2 separate regions of the Mus musculus genome follow, and region 1 is linked to region 2. A link is a loop called in an ENCODE intact Hi-C map of the cell type or tissue named here. Cell type or tissue: left cerebral cortex. All regions are shown on one strand. Each heading gives the region's core, and the rest is flanking DNA. Links, peaks and the distances in the headings are about the cores only. Region 1 has its middle 11 kb from the start of Sdhaf1. Region 2 holds the start of Prodh2 (proline dehydrogenase (oxidase) 2).

Evidence for each region. A loop is a pair of places that touch in the nucleus more often than their neighbours do. Peaks named below come from ENCODE experiments on the same cell type or tissue, not always from the same donor. Only the 100,000 strongest peaks of a DNase experiment are listed, where the experiment ranks them.
Region 1: it touches region 2 in a loop (2.3-fold over the local background); 3 of 42 quality-filtered maps call a loop at or near these places.

What each region holds. Positions count from the first base shown.
Region 1 is chr7:30,328,970-30,337,294 of GRCm38, forward strand. No RefSeq gene overlaps it. Among named protein-coding and RNA genes, the nearest start is that of Sdhaf1, 11 kb to the left of the region's middle. In left cerebral cortex, for the core only: CTCF peaks have their summits at 3,198 (motif pointing right), 3,936 and 7,627 (motif pointing right); DNase peaks (open chromatin) are centred at 3,149, 4,626, 6,909 and 7,647; H3K4me3 peaks cover 838 bases; H3K27ac peaks cover 1,862 bases.
Region 2 is chr7:30,488,214-30,496,538 of GRCm38, forward strand. Nphs1 (nephrosis 1, nephrin) reads left to right here. Exons shown (of 30, transcript NM_019459.2): 30 at 1-396. Prodh2 (proline dehydrogenase (oxidase) 2) reads left to right here and starts at 5,445. Exons shown (of 10, transcript NM_019546.5): 1 at 5,445-5,644; 2 at 5,719-5,915; 3 at 5,999-6,137; 4 at 6,225-6,311. The coding sequence starts at 5,471. In left cerebral cortex, for the core only: CTCF peaks have their summits at 613 (motif pointing right), 2,185 (motif pointing right), 2,920 (motif pointing right) and 4,767 (motif pointing left); DNase peaks (open chromatin) are centred at 2,199, 2,574 and 4,741.

The DNA of each region.
Region 1 (8,325 bases), core at 63-8,062, 160 kb before region 2:
AGGTATGACGGCTCAGACACAAAGGGAGCTTAAGGCCAGCCTGGGCTACACTGTGAACTTCAAGTCAGCGTGCGTGACTGTCTTAGTTATTCTGTTGCTGTGAGGAGACACCACAACCAAGGCAACTTAAAAAGAAAGCCTGTAACTGGGGACTTGGTACAGTCTCAGGGGCTTTATGATAATTACGATGGGGAGTGTGCCGGCAGGCAGGCCCAAAGCTGGAGCAGCAGCTGAGATTCACGTGTTCTCAAGCTGCAGGTGAAGAGAGAATGAGACTGGGCCTAGTGTGGGCCTTTGAAACCTCAGAGTCCACCCCCAGTGAGATAGATCCTTCAACAAGGCCACACCTCCTAACCCTTCCAGAATGGTTCCACTGGGTCCAAGCATTAAACACATGGGCTTATGGGGGCCATACTTATTCAAATCATCACACTAGGCTAGAAATAAAGCCCGAGCCAAACCCCAAAACAACACCAAAGCTAAGTCCTGTAACTTTGGGCTTTTCCACCTAAACTTGTTCCCAAATAACAACTCAAAGGCTTATTATTTGTTAATAGATGCCTAGGATTTAAACTTTGGCTTGTTCCTGCTAGCTCATAACTCAACTCCTGTTTAAATTAGTCAAAGTTCTCCACATGACTGGTTACCGCTCCTCAGTTTCAAAAGTCCTTGAGTGTGGATGACAAATCTCACCCCTGACTATCTCCTAGAGTTTCAGTCTCTCTCCCTGGAACCTTCCACTTCCTGCCTTTTGCTATTAGGCTGTTGGCTTTTTATTGACAGGTGATACTTCCACACAGTGTACAGAGATCATCCCTACAAGATCCAACCACTCACACCAAAAACCCCAAGTGGGAAAAAGTAAGGGATAAAAGCTTAAAGGGATTTTTGTTCTTAAAGACAGGATCTTATTCTGTACTCTGAGCTAGCCGGGAGCTTACTATGTAGAGCAGGGTTGCCTTGAATGTCTGGTGCCCAAGGAGGCCAGAAAAGAACATTGGAGCCCATAAAAGTCAAATTACAGACGGTTGAGGCCTGCATGTGGGTGCTGGGACCCTTGGTCCTCTGAAAGGTGCTAAGTGCTCATAAACACTGAGCCATTTCTCCAGCACAGGAAATAACTTTAATCAGTATAACAATATTCAGAAGACAAGGAGACCAGTACCCAAGGCCCTGCGCCAGCAACACTGACCAGGGGATAGACAGAGCAGGGAATGGGTGGGAAGCATGGAAAGTTAATTACTGTTGGTCAGCCTGTGGTCTGGTTGATGGCTAGCCCAGGACTAGTCAGTCTTGGTCTTGTCCCTAATAAAAAGACGGTGCTGTTGCTTGGTGGTGGTGGTGGTGCTGTTGCTTGGTGGTGGTGGTGGTGGTGCTGTTGCTTGGTGGTGGTGGTGGTGCTGTTGCTTGGTGGTGGTGGTGGTGCTGTTGCTTGGTGGTGGTGGTGCTGTTGCTTGGTGGTGGTGGTGGTGGTGGTGCTGTTCATCTCAACTTATAACAACCTCTTTCTCCTGGAGCCTAAAAGGACTGCAAGTCAGAAGAACAGAGTAATAGAAAAAGACAAAATGGAGACAGAGATGACAAGGTTTTGTTCTGTTTTAAACTACCCTCCAGGCATGGGAGGCTCAAGTAAAAAGTCACTGCTTTTTATCAGAAGAAGCCCCCGATTTTCCAGGACTGGGGCTACAGTTCAGTGGATTCCATCCCTAGCACTCAAAAAGAACGGGGAGCAGAGAGAGGAGGGAAAAGAAAGAAAGAAAATTAAAAGGCATGTCTTATATTTTTGGTTGTGAGCCTAGCCTTTAACAGCTACTCATCTCTTGGTTGGATGGTGGTGGCACACACCACTTGGGAGGCAGAGGCAGGCAGATCTCTGAGTTTAAGGCCACCCAGGTCTACAAAATGAGATCCAGGACAGCCAAGCGCTACACAGTGAAGCCCTGTCTCACAAACAAACAAATAAACAAACAAAAAACCAAAACACAAAGAAGAAAGAAAAAGAAAAGCAAGTCTTTGTGTCTTTATTATACATTTTCTTCTTTTAAAAAGATTAGGCAGATCTAGCCCAGACTAGCCTCAAACTTGCTATGTATCTGAGGTTGGTCTTGAACTGCAGGATTTCAGACACACTGCCATGTCTGCCCTTGGCGTTTTTGGTCTCTGTGTATAGACCAGGCTGTGACAGTTTGCCTGCTCTGCCTTGTGAGAGCTGATGATGATAGGCAGGCTCCACCTTGCCAACCTAAGAGGGGTCTGTGGGAAAACTGTTGGTGATTCTGTTCATTTGACAGTGGTGTTTTATCATTGTTTTTGCAAGAAAAATGAGACAGAGAAGCAGACAGACTCAATCAACAGGCTGAGACTGCTTTATTGGAACATTGAGAGACCCTAACCTTTCCATGGATGAAGGTTGAGAACATTTAGAGGGGCTGGAGTACATCTCTTCTCTCTCTCTCTCTCTCTCTCTCTCTCTCTCTCTCTCTCACACACACACACACACACACACACACACAGCTACCAGGAAGTTGCAGCTATTTTTTGTGGTTTGACTGGAAGCACGGTGGGCTGCTTTCAATACCCTCGCATTCTGTTTCTGCAAATAGAGAGAAGGTCATGATGGGGTCAAGCAATCCTTTGTGGCTAGGGGCTATTGTCCAGTATAGCCTGACTCAATTTTTCGTAACCTGATGCCATTAGCCAATAGTTTTCCTGTGTAGTATCCTCCTTTCGTTCTCCAGTTAAATACTCTAAAACCCAAGGCCCAGCCCTTCAAGAGATTTACCACTGAGACACCCCCTCCCCCTCTCCCCTGACGCTCCCATCATTTATTTTATTTTCAGATCCTGGGAATTAAGCACGGGACTTTACACATACAAAGCAATAGCTCTGAATTTCTTTTTTCAACAAGAACTTGTATAGGGCCCAGACTGGCCTGAAATTTCTGATCCTCCTGCCTCCGTTTCCGGGGTGACGGGACGACCTTGTACCATCACGCCTCCAGGTTCTTATTTTCAGCTTGTGGATCGAAGTGATTCCAGACAACCAGGTTCTAGGCAGGGATGCCCAAAGGGTCCAAGGCTGGCCAATCAGATTACACCTTCCTTCCTGGGCTATTATAATTGGCCAACCAAGCGTATTACGCAGCCAATGGAAAGAGGATGTCGGGCCTGTCTACGAAGCTGTTGGAGCCTTTGCTGCTACCACTAGGGGGAGACTCTCCTCCGAGGTGAAGCTAATAAGCAGAACCAGAAAGGAAGAGGGGCTGAGACATGAGCGAAGCGGCTTTCTCTTGCCTGTAGTAGATATTCTACATCTACAGAGCTTTAAGAAAAGAATACATCCCTTATGCTGTTTCCCGAGCCATTTGACTTCCTCTCTTTAGTTTCCGTGGGATCCCTGTCGCTGCCGTTAAGTATCTCGCCTGGAGCACAGTTGCGCACGAGTGTCCTGGTTGTGCTGGGACTGGAGGCTTCCCAACATCTTGGACATATTGTGTCCCCACGACTCCACCTCTGGCAACGCTGGTAGGATCAGAGTTGGACAGAAAGTGTGTGGGGAGGTCATTGTATACAAGGGAAAGTCAGGATTTGTTACTTTTGATCCTGGGGATGAAGCACGGGACTTTACACATACGAAGCAATAGCTCTCAAATAGAAGCATTTGAACCTAGACGTAGAAAAGTCCCGAAGAGGGAGCAGAAAATACTGCTTCTTTCCCCACCCCCCACCCCCCCACTACCAAATAGAGACGCGGGGACGGCTAGATGGCTCAGCTGGCAAAGGCGCTGGCTGCCAAGCATGGCGAGCTACTTTTGAGCCCCGGGACACACGTGGTAGAAGGAGAGAATCGACCCATGCTGGTTGTCCCAATTTTAAAGGAAAGATAAGTCAAGATGAGATCAAGAGCACACAAGAAACGCGGAGGGAATAAGTGGAAATAAAGTTGATATGAAAATCTGTGACATGTAATGTCCAGCAGGGCAGCAGCTTGCTTCCACCGCCCTCTGTGGCCTCACGCTCTACCAGCGAGCTACAAACTCAGCCCAAAGACTTCGATATTTGTGGTTTGGTTTTGAGACAAAACCTTGGATTTGTTACGTGGCCTAGATTGGTTTCAAAACCCACAACCCTCCTCTACTTGAGTGCTGAGATAACAGTGTGTGTGTGTGTGTGTGTGTGTGTGTGTGTGTGTGTTTGCTGGAGAAAGATAGAACCTGCGGCTTTGTGTGCATCCAGCAACACTCTGCAACTGATCTGTAGTCTGACTCTTTGTATTTTGAGAACCCCCACCCCACCCTCCCTTTAAAAAAAAACAAGTCCCAGGTGTTGCTGATGCTCCTGGGGCATTTTGAAAACTGCTGTCTTAAAATAGCACCTCAGGCGCAGTGAGAGCTTTGTAAGCGCTTAGAAATGAAATCCATTTTTTTTTTCTCCAGGAGGCTGGGTATGGGAGTCCTTCTTGTTTTATCCTGTCTTAACTTAGAAGGTCCTCACCCAGGACCTAGGATAACTCAGTGAGGGACCCAGGTCTCCTCCTGCCTCAGGCCCCACTGACTCCGGACACCCTTGAGGGGAGGACTCACAGCAGAACTGGATGTCTGCCAAGGAGCTACACTGACACCGACTGCTTGGCTGGCAGCCATGTGCTTCCTGGCAGATACAGAGCACTTTGGAGTCTAGAAACTGAGGCCCACTTTGCCCATGCAGTTCCGGAAGCAGCTTCAGCAGGGAGTGTATCTGGAGGGGTGCCAGCTGGCACCCCTTGTTTGGCCCTCTCAAGAGTCTGGAGACACTATGCTATGCCGTGACTGCACCTGTGCTGTGGATGGTCTAACCTTGGACAAGGATAGCAGGTAGCACAGGACTGAGACCTCAGCAGCTGTGAGTCGTTGGCTGTATGGCTACTGATGGGACTGCGGAGGCCACACAGGAGGTTGAAGTAGGTCACAAGCAGTGCACCACTTGAGTAGCTGCCCCTAGTGAATAGCAACTACAGGCCTCAGGACAATGTGCAAAGATATCCTGCTTCCGGTCAGCTGGAAGAGCGGGTGATTTCATAGGCACTCTGCCTGCATTAAGGGTAAGGGGATCTAGGAATAAGGGGGCGTGCACAGCTATGGGGGAAAGAGGGTAGCCTGGCTAGTTTTATGATACCTTGACACAAACTAGAGTCATCAGAGAGGAAGGAACCTCCATTGAGAAAATGTCTCTGTAAGATCAGGCTGTAGGCAAGCCTGTGGGGCATTTTCTTAATTAGTGATTATTATAGGTGAGCTTAGCCTATTGTGTGTGGGCTACCCTTGGGCAGATGGTCCTGGGTTCTGTAAGGAGACTGAGTAAGCCATGGAGGGGAAGCCAATAAGCAGCGCCTCTCCGTGAACTCTGCACCAGCTGCTTCTAGATTCCTGCCCTGTGTGAGTTCCTGTCCTGACATCCTTCATTGATACTCTACCATGTGGAAGTGTGAGCCCGATAAACCCCTTCCTCCCCAGCTTGCTTTTTGGTTATGGTGTTCCATCGCAGCAGTAGAAACCTTAACCAGGACGGAGGGCAAGGGTACCTGATGCCTTTGCAAAGGGGACCGGGAGGATGACATGAGTTAGAAGAGAGATGCGAGGAGCGAGGTGTATGTCAGGAGATACAGAGCAACAGGGAAGCCAAGGCAAGGAGGTGTAGAGCAAGGATGCAGAGCTCAGCTTGGGCAAAACCAAAGCCAGGAGCCTCAGACACATAAAGAGCAGGTGGCTGGTAGCTGTCCTTCGTCTCCTCACCCAGTGTTGGCAAGGAAGCACCTTGTCTGAAAGGAAGGGCCTTTCACAAGGCAGTGGGGCCCAGCAGGGTGCCACCCAGGGCCCTGTGGGCAAGAGGAGGTGACAGCAGGTGCTGATGACCCTCAGGATGACCCGTCTGGTGACAAAGGGCTTTCTGCCTTCCCGAATCAGACAACCTGCTGATGGACCTTTCATGGAGCAGCTGGTACAGTATAAGAAGAAGACCTAAGCTGTAAACTCTCCCCGGGGTTCTCCAGTGGCTAGCCTTCCAACACACCCACAGTGGAGTTCCTCACAGCCTGCTACCACTCCAGTGTGGCCACCCAGGGCAGCATCTGACTGGACATCCTCAAGAATAAGGGATTCAGCTATGCGGTGTCAGGACTATCTTGCTTTCTTTCCGGAGCCGCTAGGACAACTCAGTATCAATAGCTGGACACACCATGCTGCCGAGCTCTGGGCAAACAAGAGCCCTGATTCAAGCTGTCTAGTCTCTCTTGTGTCACCTTTTTTTCTTAGGTGGTCTGACTTTTCCTTGATTACTAAGCTGTGATGTTATTTTTTTTAATTAAGTCTGCTTGAGCCCTAGCAGTGTATATTAAATACATTCACATCGATTGTTTTATATTTAAAAAAAAAAAGAGCAGCGGTTGATCTCGCATCAGTGCATAAGTCTTTGGGATGAGTATGAGTTTGAGGCTAGAGGAGTCGGCTCTGAGTCCCTAAAGTGTGGAAGGGCTGGGGTTTAGGGATGTAAGAGCTGGAAGATGCTGTTTTGTATCTATTCCTTTTGGGGTTTTTTTGGGGGAAACGGGCTCGCTGTACAGCCCAGGCTGGATCTGAGCTCACAGTCCTTCTGCCTTTGCTACGTAAGTACTGCCAATGTCAGTTACGAACTGGGAACTGGATTTCAGAGTACACACTTCAGGTTGGGTAAATGTTGAGGGTCTGGGCTATAATAGAGTGAGTGGGTGTCAGGTTGGCACCAGGAGGAAGCATAAGGTCTCAGAACTAATTTGTGCATGGCACGCAAGGATGGATCGTGAACTGAGCCCAGGCAGACTCGGAGCCAGCTTTTCCAGATGAGCAACCAAGTGGTTGGACGGAGGCCCTCGGTACTTATGCCACAGGCTTAGCTTCTACCAGGGAAAGCCTTGCCCACTCAGTAGCTGGCAGGTTTCACAGTGGAGTTGAGTATATGTATCAGTCATGAGATCTTGAAAATAGGGGTTCAGTGCCAACAACTCATGGTACTGATGCAAGGACCTCAGGAGGACCAGAAGGATGTCACAGATGCAGGCAGAGCTGGTGGGATGCTGGTGATTGGTAGGGTGGTACGGGATGCTGGTAGTAATGGAACCTTCCTTCTTCCCATTTTCATGCATGAGTGTGGGGTGCATGTAGGTATATACATGTTTGCATGTGTTGAGCATGTGGGGGCGTGTACGTGGTCCTTTGTGCGTGTGCATGCGGGGAGCCTGATGTTGGTGTTGGGAATACCCTTGATGGAGCTTCCACTGTATTCACCGGAGCAGGATCTCTCAGTCAAACCCAGAGCTTGTCACTACAGCTAGTGTCACTAACTTTTTCTGGAGAGCCCCTGTCTTCCTCTTCTGGGACTGAAATGACCATGCCTTTTTCAGTGGATTTAAACTCTGGCCCTCACATTGTAAGGCAAACATTTTAACCGTTGAACAATCTCCAGTCCCCAGTAGTAGCATCTTGCCAGCAGTATCTGGGTACCTGCTGAAGGAGAACGGACCAAGCAGCTATAGGCAACGCCAGCACTGCGTGCGCATTTAGCTAAGTGTCCCCTCTGGGCATATATGGAATCACCCATTGCAGTTAGCACAAAGTCCCACTAGGTGGCGTCTGTGTGCTGCTGGAAAAGCAAGCGCCTTGTGGCTCAATTCCAAGGGGTGTGGGAGAGAAGTCTCTCCACAGCGGCCATGCTTTGTGCATTCTTCCAGTTTCAAACACATATTGGGAAAACGAGGGTGAGGGTGGACAAGGGGGTGGAGCTCTGGGGAATCAGTGTTACCAAATTTCCTTGGCTCCCCAGGTGGTTAAGTTCAGCGGCTCGGGAAGGCCCCGCAGAGCTCCAGGATTTCCAGGCTTGGGAGGTGGCTCGGTGGGTAGCGCACTTGCTGTATGGAGTGTGAGGGTCTGAGCTCACACTCCCAGGCCACAGGGAAGCCAGGTGTGATAGCACACACCCGTGATCCCAGTGTTTTTACAAGATGGGAGGCAGAGACAGGAGGGACCTTGGACGTCACAGGCCAGCTAACCTGGCAGGCAAGGTTGTTCTCTCACATCCAGTACATGTACTGGGTGTGCTCTGTGACACGGGTCTTCTGGATTCACACATGTGTACACGCCATGCACAAGAGCAAAGATGTTATAAGGAATAACTCGTCAATTAAAAAAAGAAATCGGGGCTCTCCTCTGGGAATAAAAACACTCAACAGCCTGAGTGTGAGACTCAGAATTCATGTGTGTGTTCTTTTTAAATTTTATTTATTTATTTATTTATTTATTTAATTTTTTTTTGTTTT
Region 2 (8,325 bases), core at 206-8,205:
GGCAAAGCTTAGAGACCACGCACTAGTGTATACTTAGAATTAGAGGGTATGGTAACTTCAATTTATTTTCAAAATTAAAAAAATGCACGTTTATAGATACAGAAAAGGGTGAGCTCAGACTCAAATGTTGACACTGGAGGAATGTAGGTAATGCAGAATGAAAGTTAAAATTGAAGAGTTGATGGACCGATAAGTGATGACGTCACAGAAGCAAGAACACAATTGGCGGCTGGGTCTTAGGGGCCGTGGAATTCTAGATGTTCCACTTTGGAAAAAAAATATTCAGAACACACTTATTTGCTTGTCTCTCTGTGTGTGTGTGTGTGTGCACGCGCGTGCCACATATACACGCCCACACGCCTGACAGTGTATGCCACACAAAATAAATAAAATGTAAAAATTAAAGAGTAGACAGGTTGGACTTCATAAAAATGAAAAACCAAGGTGGGCCTGGTGTTACATGTCTACAATCCCACACTTGAGAGGCCATGACCAGAAATCGGGAATTCCAGTCCCAGAATCCTCTGTTCTCAAATCAGTGTTTCTCAAAGTGTGAGCACAGCCTAAGTGGTTTTGTTTGTTTGTGTTCTATCTTATGTATGAGTGCTCTATTTGCAAGTTCCCCTGCATGCCAGAAGAGGGCATCAGATCCCATTACAGATGGTTGTGAGCCACCATGTGGTTGGTGGGAATTGAACTCAAGACCTCTGGAAGAGCAGCCAAGTGCTCTTAACCGCTGAGCCATCCCTCCAGCCATCAGACCAAATGATTTTTAGCAAATATGTGAGCAAAAGAGGGGTGGATAACATGACCTTTGTGTGTGGGAGTGCGTGTGCACATGGCTACACACGGCTGTGGAGGCTGGGGCTCAAGGATCCTCCTCCCCCACGCTCCACTATTCTTGTTTGTTTGTTTTGTTTTTCAAGACAGGGTTTCTCTGTGTAATCCTGGCTGTTCTGGAACTCACTTTGTAAACCAGGCTGGCCTCAAACTCACTGAGGTGCGCCTGCCTCTGCCTCCCAAGTGCTGGGTTTATTACTTGTTTGTTTCATTTCATGTGTGTGGGTGATGGTTGCCCCCCAGTATGCATGTACTGAACCCCGAACCATTCTTTAAGAAATGGTTAAGGACTGACCTAGGTCCTCGGAGTATATGGTCTTCTTGTGGGACTCCTACTGGAGGGACCAGGGCTGCCTCTGATTCTGTTGCCTGCCTTTGGGACCCTTTTCCTCCTGCTGAGTTGCCTCAGTACAAGGGGAGGTGCCTAATCTAACTGCAACTTGGTATCCATGGAAAGCCCTTTTCTGAAGAGAGATGGATGTAGGCAGAGGCACGGTGGTGGGGAGGGAGTGGGAGGAGAGGAGGGAGAGGAAACTGTGGTCAGGATGTGGTAAATAATAATAATTTAAAAGTAACAAAGAAAACAATGGTTAAAGGTTAAAGGTCAGCAGTTAAGTGTGAGTACTGCTCTTGTAGAGGACCTGGGTTCGATTCCAGTACCCACTTTGGGAGGCTCAGGGCCACTTACAACTCCAGATCACGGGATCTGACTCCCTTTTCTGGTCTCCTGGGGCATCTGCATGTATGAGCACATATCCACCCCCAGACACATAATTTAAAATAATATAATGAAAGGGTTTTTTAAGTGGCTAAGTTATAAGTTTTTATTTATGTGTATTTTTACCACTATAATTTTTGTGTGTGCCGCTAAGTGAGTCCGGAGGCTTGCGCATGCTCGGTAAAGTTCCACCACTGAGCCGCATCCCTTGCCCGGCCCCCTCCCTGCTGCCCCTGCTGTTTTGAGACGGCCTCACTATGTGGGCCAGGCTGAGCTGAAACTCTCAATTTTCCTGTCGCAGTCTCCCTAGTATTGAATTACAGGCATGTGACTCCATGTCTGGGTGTTACAATAACATTTTGTTGTTGTTTTGTTTCGAGACGGACTGTGTAGCTGTGGCTGTCCCGGAACATAAAGAACTGCCTGGCCTGGAACTCAGAGACCCACCTGTCTCTGCCTCCTGAGTGCTGGGATTGAAGGCATGCGCCACTACTGCCCGGCTACAATAACATTTTAGGGGTGGGGTATCCAACTTTAGCTAAATAGAACAAATGGGGTTTGCATGGGTGAGATTATCTGGTGAAGAAGGGAGAGCAAGCGCAGACGTTGGTGCAGTTTCCTTAAATCTCCACAAGGGGGCGGTACTAGCGCCTTTGAAAAGACCTGATCTAGCATTGATAAGATGCAGTTCTGGAGGTTCCTGTTAGGTCTGGTCGGGGGCAGGTGGGAGGGTCTTCAATAGGTAAACAGTGCCTGGACTCCAAGATTAAAGATTCATTGTCCATGCCCGCATTGAGGGAGAGGATTTCAGGAGTACATTGGCGGGAGGGACCTTCTTGAAACTGATGTGCAAAATCAAGTTCAAGGCTGTAGGTGGAGGGAACCTAGGCTGGCAATGTGGCAGAAGAAACAAGAAGGACATCTTCCGGGATTTATGTGCCATCCAATTATGAAGGCCGTTTTGCAACAATAACAGATGGCATCGACGAGTTACTTCAGCATGCCAAGCTGTATTCTGAGTTAGGGGTTGTTTTTTGTTTGTGGGCGGCACTGGAGACAGAGTCCTGGGCCATGCGCATGCTTAGCAAGAGCTCTCCGCAGAGCCAAGTTCCCAGCCTCTAAGCAATTCTTACAGTCACTTAAGCTGTCACTTAGCCATCCAGTGCTTTCATCACTCAAAGCCTCCCCTGCTTTTGCAGATGGTGACATGGTCTTGCTTTGGAAAACAGCGGATTAGACCACTGTACAGAACAGTGAACAACCCGAGGTGACCAGTATTTCCTTCATCCCCAGTGATTGCCCCCTCCCCATAAAGGTCCTCTTGTAATCCAGTCAGCAGCCAGGAGGGGGCTCTGGATCCTCCCACTGTAACTACTTTTGAGCTATTAGTAAAAATCTTCCCTGACCTGCCCACAAAACTTTGTTCAGGAATTTTTGACGAGACTAGCGTCGGTACACTCCCAGCCTTTGGGAGACTGAGACAGAAGGAGCATGATTCAGACCGACCTGGACTGTAAGTCACAGGACAGCTTAGGCTACTCGGTAGGGCTCCTTCTCAAAGTTTAACAATCCAAAACCTCCCGCTGCGGGCCCTGAGCCGCTGGGGGCCCTGAGCTGCTAGGGGCCCTGAGCCGCTGGGGGCCCTGAGCCGCTGGGGGTCCTGAGCCGCTGGGGGTCCTGAGTCGCTGCGGGCCCTGAGCTGCTACGGGCCCTGAGCCGCTGGCTGTGTTTTGTGTGTTTTGCGCTGACAGACACAAAGCGCTCGATCGAGCCTCTTCTTCCACCCATTCTGTTTCATCTTAACTGTTCTTTAAATTATTACATTTGTTTGTTTGTTTTGTGTGAATGTGAGCCAGCATGCACATGCCACAGAGTGCATGCATTGGTCAGAGGACAACTTGTGGGAGTCAGTTCTCATTGTCCACCTTATGTGTCCCAAGGGTCGAACTCAGGTCACCGAGCTTGTCAACAGTCACCGTTGCCCACTGAGCCAACTTAGCGTCTCATGATACATCTATTTCCTCTATGTATGTTTTTCTAGCATGTTTGTGCGTGCATCCAAGGGTGTTAGATCTGGACTGGATGGGACCTGGAAGAGTAGCCCATACTCTTAACTGCTGAGTTGGTCTCTCCAGCTCTTCTCATTTGTGTGTGTGTGTGTGTGGCGGGGGGGGGGGGTGTTGGATGGTTTTTGTTGTCTTGTTTTGCTTTGTTTGAGGTCCCCTGCTTCAGCCTCGTCCGTGCCGAGGTTGCGGGTGCAAGGAACCACACCGTCTCATGGTTTATTTTTATGCTCCCACACTGCTAGCTCCGTGTCCTTGTGTTAATGCCTCTGTGACCCCACAGGAGTCCCACCCAGTGGAATTTGAAGAGTCTCCAAGCTGCATCATCCTCTGGGGAGATGAGCATATATAAATACCACATCTTGAGCATGGTGTTGTATGCCTGTAAAGCCAGCACTTGGAGGTTGTGGTGAGACAGGAGAATTGCTGGGAGTTCAAAGCCAGCCTGGGTATGAGACTCTGTTTGTTTGCGTGTTTGTTTGTTTTAATACTGTAGTGGAGATGGAAAGAAGATTCCATAGACTTGAGCCCTGGTTGCTCTTCCAGAGGACCCACGTTCAGTTCCTAGCAACCATGCTGGTTGACTCAAGATTGTCTGTAACTCCAGCTCCTGGTGGATCTGAGGCCTCTCAGTGGGTACCTCCATTTATGTACACAGATTGACAGACAGACAAACAGACAGACAGACACACACAGGTAATTAAAATAATGAAAATTAAATCTTTTAAAAAATACTCTGCCGGGCGTGTTGGCGCATGCCTTTAATCCCAGCACTCGGGAGGCGGAGGCAGGTGGATTTCTGAGTTCGAGGCCAGCCTGGTCTACAAAGTGAGTTCCAGGACAGCTAGGGCTATACAGAGAAACCCTGTCTCGAAAAACCAAAAAAAAAAAAACCAAAAAAAAAAAACCTCTAAGGGGGGCATGTCATTGGAAATGGCTTTACAGTGCACACCTTGCAGACTTGGCAGATCAAAGAAAAAATTAAAACAAACAATCCAGGGCTGGAGCGATGGCTCCACAGTTAAAAGTACTGGCTGCTCTTGCAAAACACTGAAATTAGGGTTCCAGCAACCACTTGGCAGCTCACAACCCTCTACGGCTCTAGTTCCAGAGGATCTAATGCCCTCTTCTGGCCATTGTGGGCACTGCAGGCATGTGGTACTCAGCCGTTTGTTATGCAAAACACGCATACATATAAAATAAAAACAAACAATCTTTTATTTGTTTAAAAAAATAAATAAAAGACTTGGTGTCACATGACAGCTCACTTTTTCATTGCTGAAGAGTACCCATTGCCTGGGTCCCTCTGCACCCACCTCAATGCCTCACCCAGTCCCGTTTGGTGGACATTTGGGTTGTTTTTTTCCTGATGCCCATGTTCAAGTTCTGCAAACTACATGTTTAGGATGGACAGCAGGGCTGTGGTCTGTGTGCAGTTTAAGTGTACACAAGAACTGTGCAGTGCTCCTCCCTGAAGGATAAAAATCATCGCAACAAGAGAGAGGATGTTACTTAGCTAAGATTGCAAATCCCGGCTGCCTTGAACCTGGAGTTCCCTGCTCTCGGGCCCAACTGCTTATTCAGCAATGCAAGCTGGACAGCTGAGATCTGTCGTACTGTCAGGCTGAAAGGTTATTGGGGGCTGTCACTGGGGGCGTACATGTCCTGTTATTCTGACCTCTGTCCCTAACCATTAATTATTAACCCTCCACCACCACCCCAAGAGACTGCTATCCTAAAGATTTGCCCAGTTAATCAGTAACTGCCCCCCAGCTGGGCAAGGGGCATTTGGTACAGCTGCTATCTGCCTGGCCCCTTCCCCTAGTGTGGTGGTAACCAGGCACTTGCAATGATCTGGACGCGTCTGCCGCTGTATGGCCCCTCCAAGCCCTCTACAGGTGGCTGGCAGCCCCTGCGCTTTGATGGTGGGGCCTTCCATGTCAAGGGAACCGCAGAACTGGCACGGGCTTTGCTAGTGCTTCGCCTATGCGCCTGGCCCCCTTTGGTCACTCATGGACTAGCGGTGAGCAGTAGGCACAAGGTCTGGCCTGGAAGTCTCCCAGACCTGGCTCTGAGCATGTGTTCCCTGTCACCCAGTTTCAGGCCTGGTCTCAGCGACTCCTGGGATCCCGGCTCTCAGGCGCACTTCTTCGAGCATCCATCTACGGGCAGTTTGTGGCCGGGGAGACAGCAGAGGAAGTGAGGAACTGTGTCGGGCAGCTGCAGGCCCTGGGACTCCAGCCCCTGTTGGCAGTACCCACCGAGGAGGAACCAGACTCCACTGCCAAGACCAGGTGAGTAGAGAGAGGAAGGGTAGAAGGGAGGATGGAGTGGGCAGGAAGGGGGCTCTGGAAGCTGACCTCCACTGGCCGGGCAGTGAGGTCTGGTATGAGGAGAACCTTAGCGCCATGCTGCGCTGTGTGGACTTATCCCGAGCCCTCGTGGACGCCCACGGCCCAGCCAGGAACAGCCTCATGCAGCTGAAGGTGACCGCGCTAGCCAGCACTCGGCTTTGTGTAAGTGACAAGTGAGATGGGGGTGGCGATGTGGGGGTGGCTGCCCACCAGGACACCCTCACCATGCCAGCCACCAACCCATTTCAGAAAGAGCTGTCGGCTTGGATCCAAAGACCCAGAGGCTCCTCGGAGCTGAGCCCTGAGAGGCTGGCAGAAGCCATGGACTCGGGTCGGGTAAGGAATGCAGGTGCTCCTCACTGAGGATATGGTTGGCCTGGATAAACATGGGACTCTTGGAGTTCTAAGGGAAGTGTGGGGGTGAAGAGCTATCCAGAGAAGGGATCAGACCAACAGCGCTTTCTCCACAGAGGGCAGGACACGAATAAGACCTGTTGGTCAGTTGCTGAGCATGGTCGTGCATGCCTGTAATCTCAGCACGTGGGAAGCTGAAGCCTGGGCTGTAGAGTGAGACTTGCCTCAAAAGCACTGGCTGGAGAGATGGCTCAGCAGTCAAGAGCCCTCTTGCAGAGGACCAAGGTTTGGTTTTCAGCACCCGCATGGTGATTCATAGCAATCTACAACTCCAGTTCCAGAAAATGCAGCCGTCTCTCCTGACCTCCATAGGTGCCAGGCACACCTGTAGTGTGCATACAAGCATGCAGGCAGAACATCTATAACATAACACACACACACACACACACACACACACACACACACTCACACATGTTGGTGGGTTTGTTTTTAAGACATGCATCCCAGGCTGGTCTTGAACTCTCTGTATAGCCAAGAATGCCTTTGAACTCTTGATCTTCCTGCCTCCACCCCACTAGAGATATAGGCATGTACTATTGTTTCTGGTATAGCTGGTCTTTGCTATTTTTGTGGGTTCTTCTTTTTCCTACATGTATCCTTCTCCCCCGGCCTCCTGCTCTGGTTTCATGCCCTAACACTAGGGATAGGGCAAGAAGGATAGAGGGGGGAGAGAGTCCTGAACTTAATTTCTTTCCTTCTGTTTCTTCTTTGAGCTTGACTAACAAACTACAACCAATCCTCCCCCAAGGGACCAACAACCACTAACCCTGCCTCTTGGAGCCCTGGCATTTATATACCCACTGAAAAGTTCCAGAATTCCAAACTGTCAGACCCCCGAAGCTGGGCCTCCTCTCAAGTCCCGGGATGAGCTGGCCAGCACCCAGTGACCCGAGAGAAAACCACACCTGATGCAAACCGCAAGAGGTTTTATTATCAGCTAGCTGAGGACCAAGTCCCTCTGTCATACAGGGCAGGGGAGTTCGACCCCGAGCGGTGACAGTAGGGGGCTTTTAACAGCTAGCTGAAGAATTGGGAGGAGTTGGAAGGAGAGTTGGGAGGAGTTGGGAGGAGTTGGAAGGAGAGTTGGGAGAAGTTGGGAGGAGTTGGGAGGAGAGTTGGGAGGAGTTGGGAGGAGAGTTGGGAGGAGTTGGGAGGAGTTGGAAGGAGAGTTGGGAGGAGTTGGGAGGAGTTGGGAGAAGTTGGAAGGAGTTGGGAGGAGGAGGGAGGAGTTGGGAGAAGTTGGGAGGAGGGAGGAGTTGGGAGAAGTTGGGAGGAGTTGGGAGGAGAGTTGGGAGGAGTTGGGAGGAGTTGGGAGGAGAGTTGGGAGGAGTTGGGAGGAGGGAGGAGTTGGGAGGAGTTGGGAGGAGAGTTGGCTACAGCTCCTTTCTGGTGAGGGGGGGAGTGAGCTGTAGCCTCCTCTCTGGCGTCTATCTCCATGTCCTTGTAGGTCTTCCTACAGTTATCGCATCTCTGGCTGTAAGGCACAGAAACAAAAAGGCTTTTTGCTGGCTATAGAGAACAAAGCTTCTTTCTGGCTGTATTTTTAGAGATCAAGGAAAACAAGCTTGGGGAACATCCAGGGGCTTTACCTTCCAGGGAGAAACACTCTAAGTCAGGGTCTCACATTCCCCACTCCTTCTAGTACATAGTTCTAACCTTAGATCTAGGAAAATTAAACCTCTGGTCCAGCTGTCAAACAAAGCCAACGTGAGGTCGCAGCTTTAGGATTTGTAACATTGAGAGCCTCAGAAGCCCCTCGAATGAGACTAGAGAGTCTCTCCTCAGTGGTAGGAGGGAGGGAGGAGGTTCCTGTGCTGTGTCTGGTGAGTGTGAGCAAGTGTGAGCAAGGCCAGGCCAGTGGGCTGCAGCAGGGCTGGGAGGGGGAGCTGGGTACATGCTGGAGGAGCAGCGGGGCTTGTCAGAAGCACCACGTAGG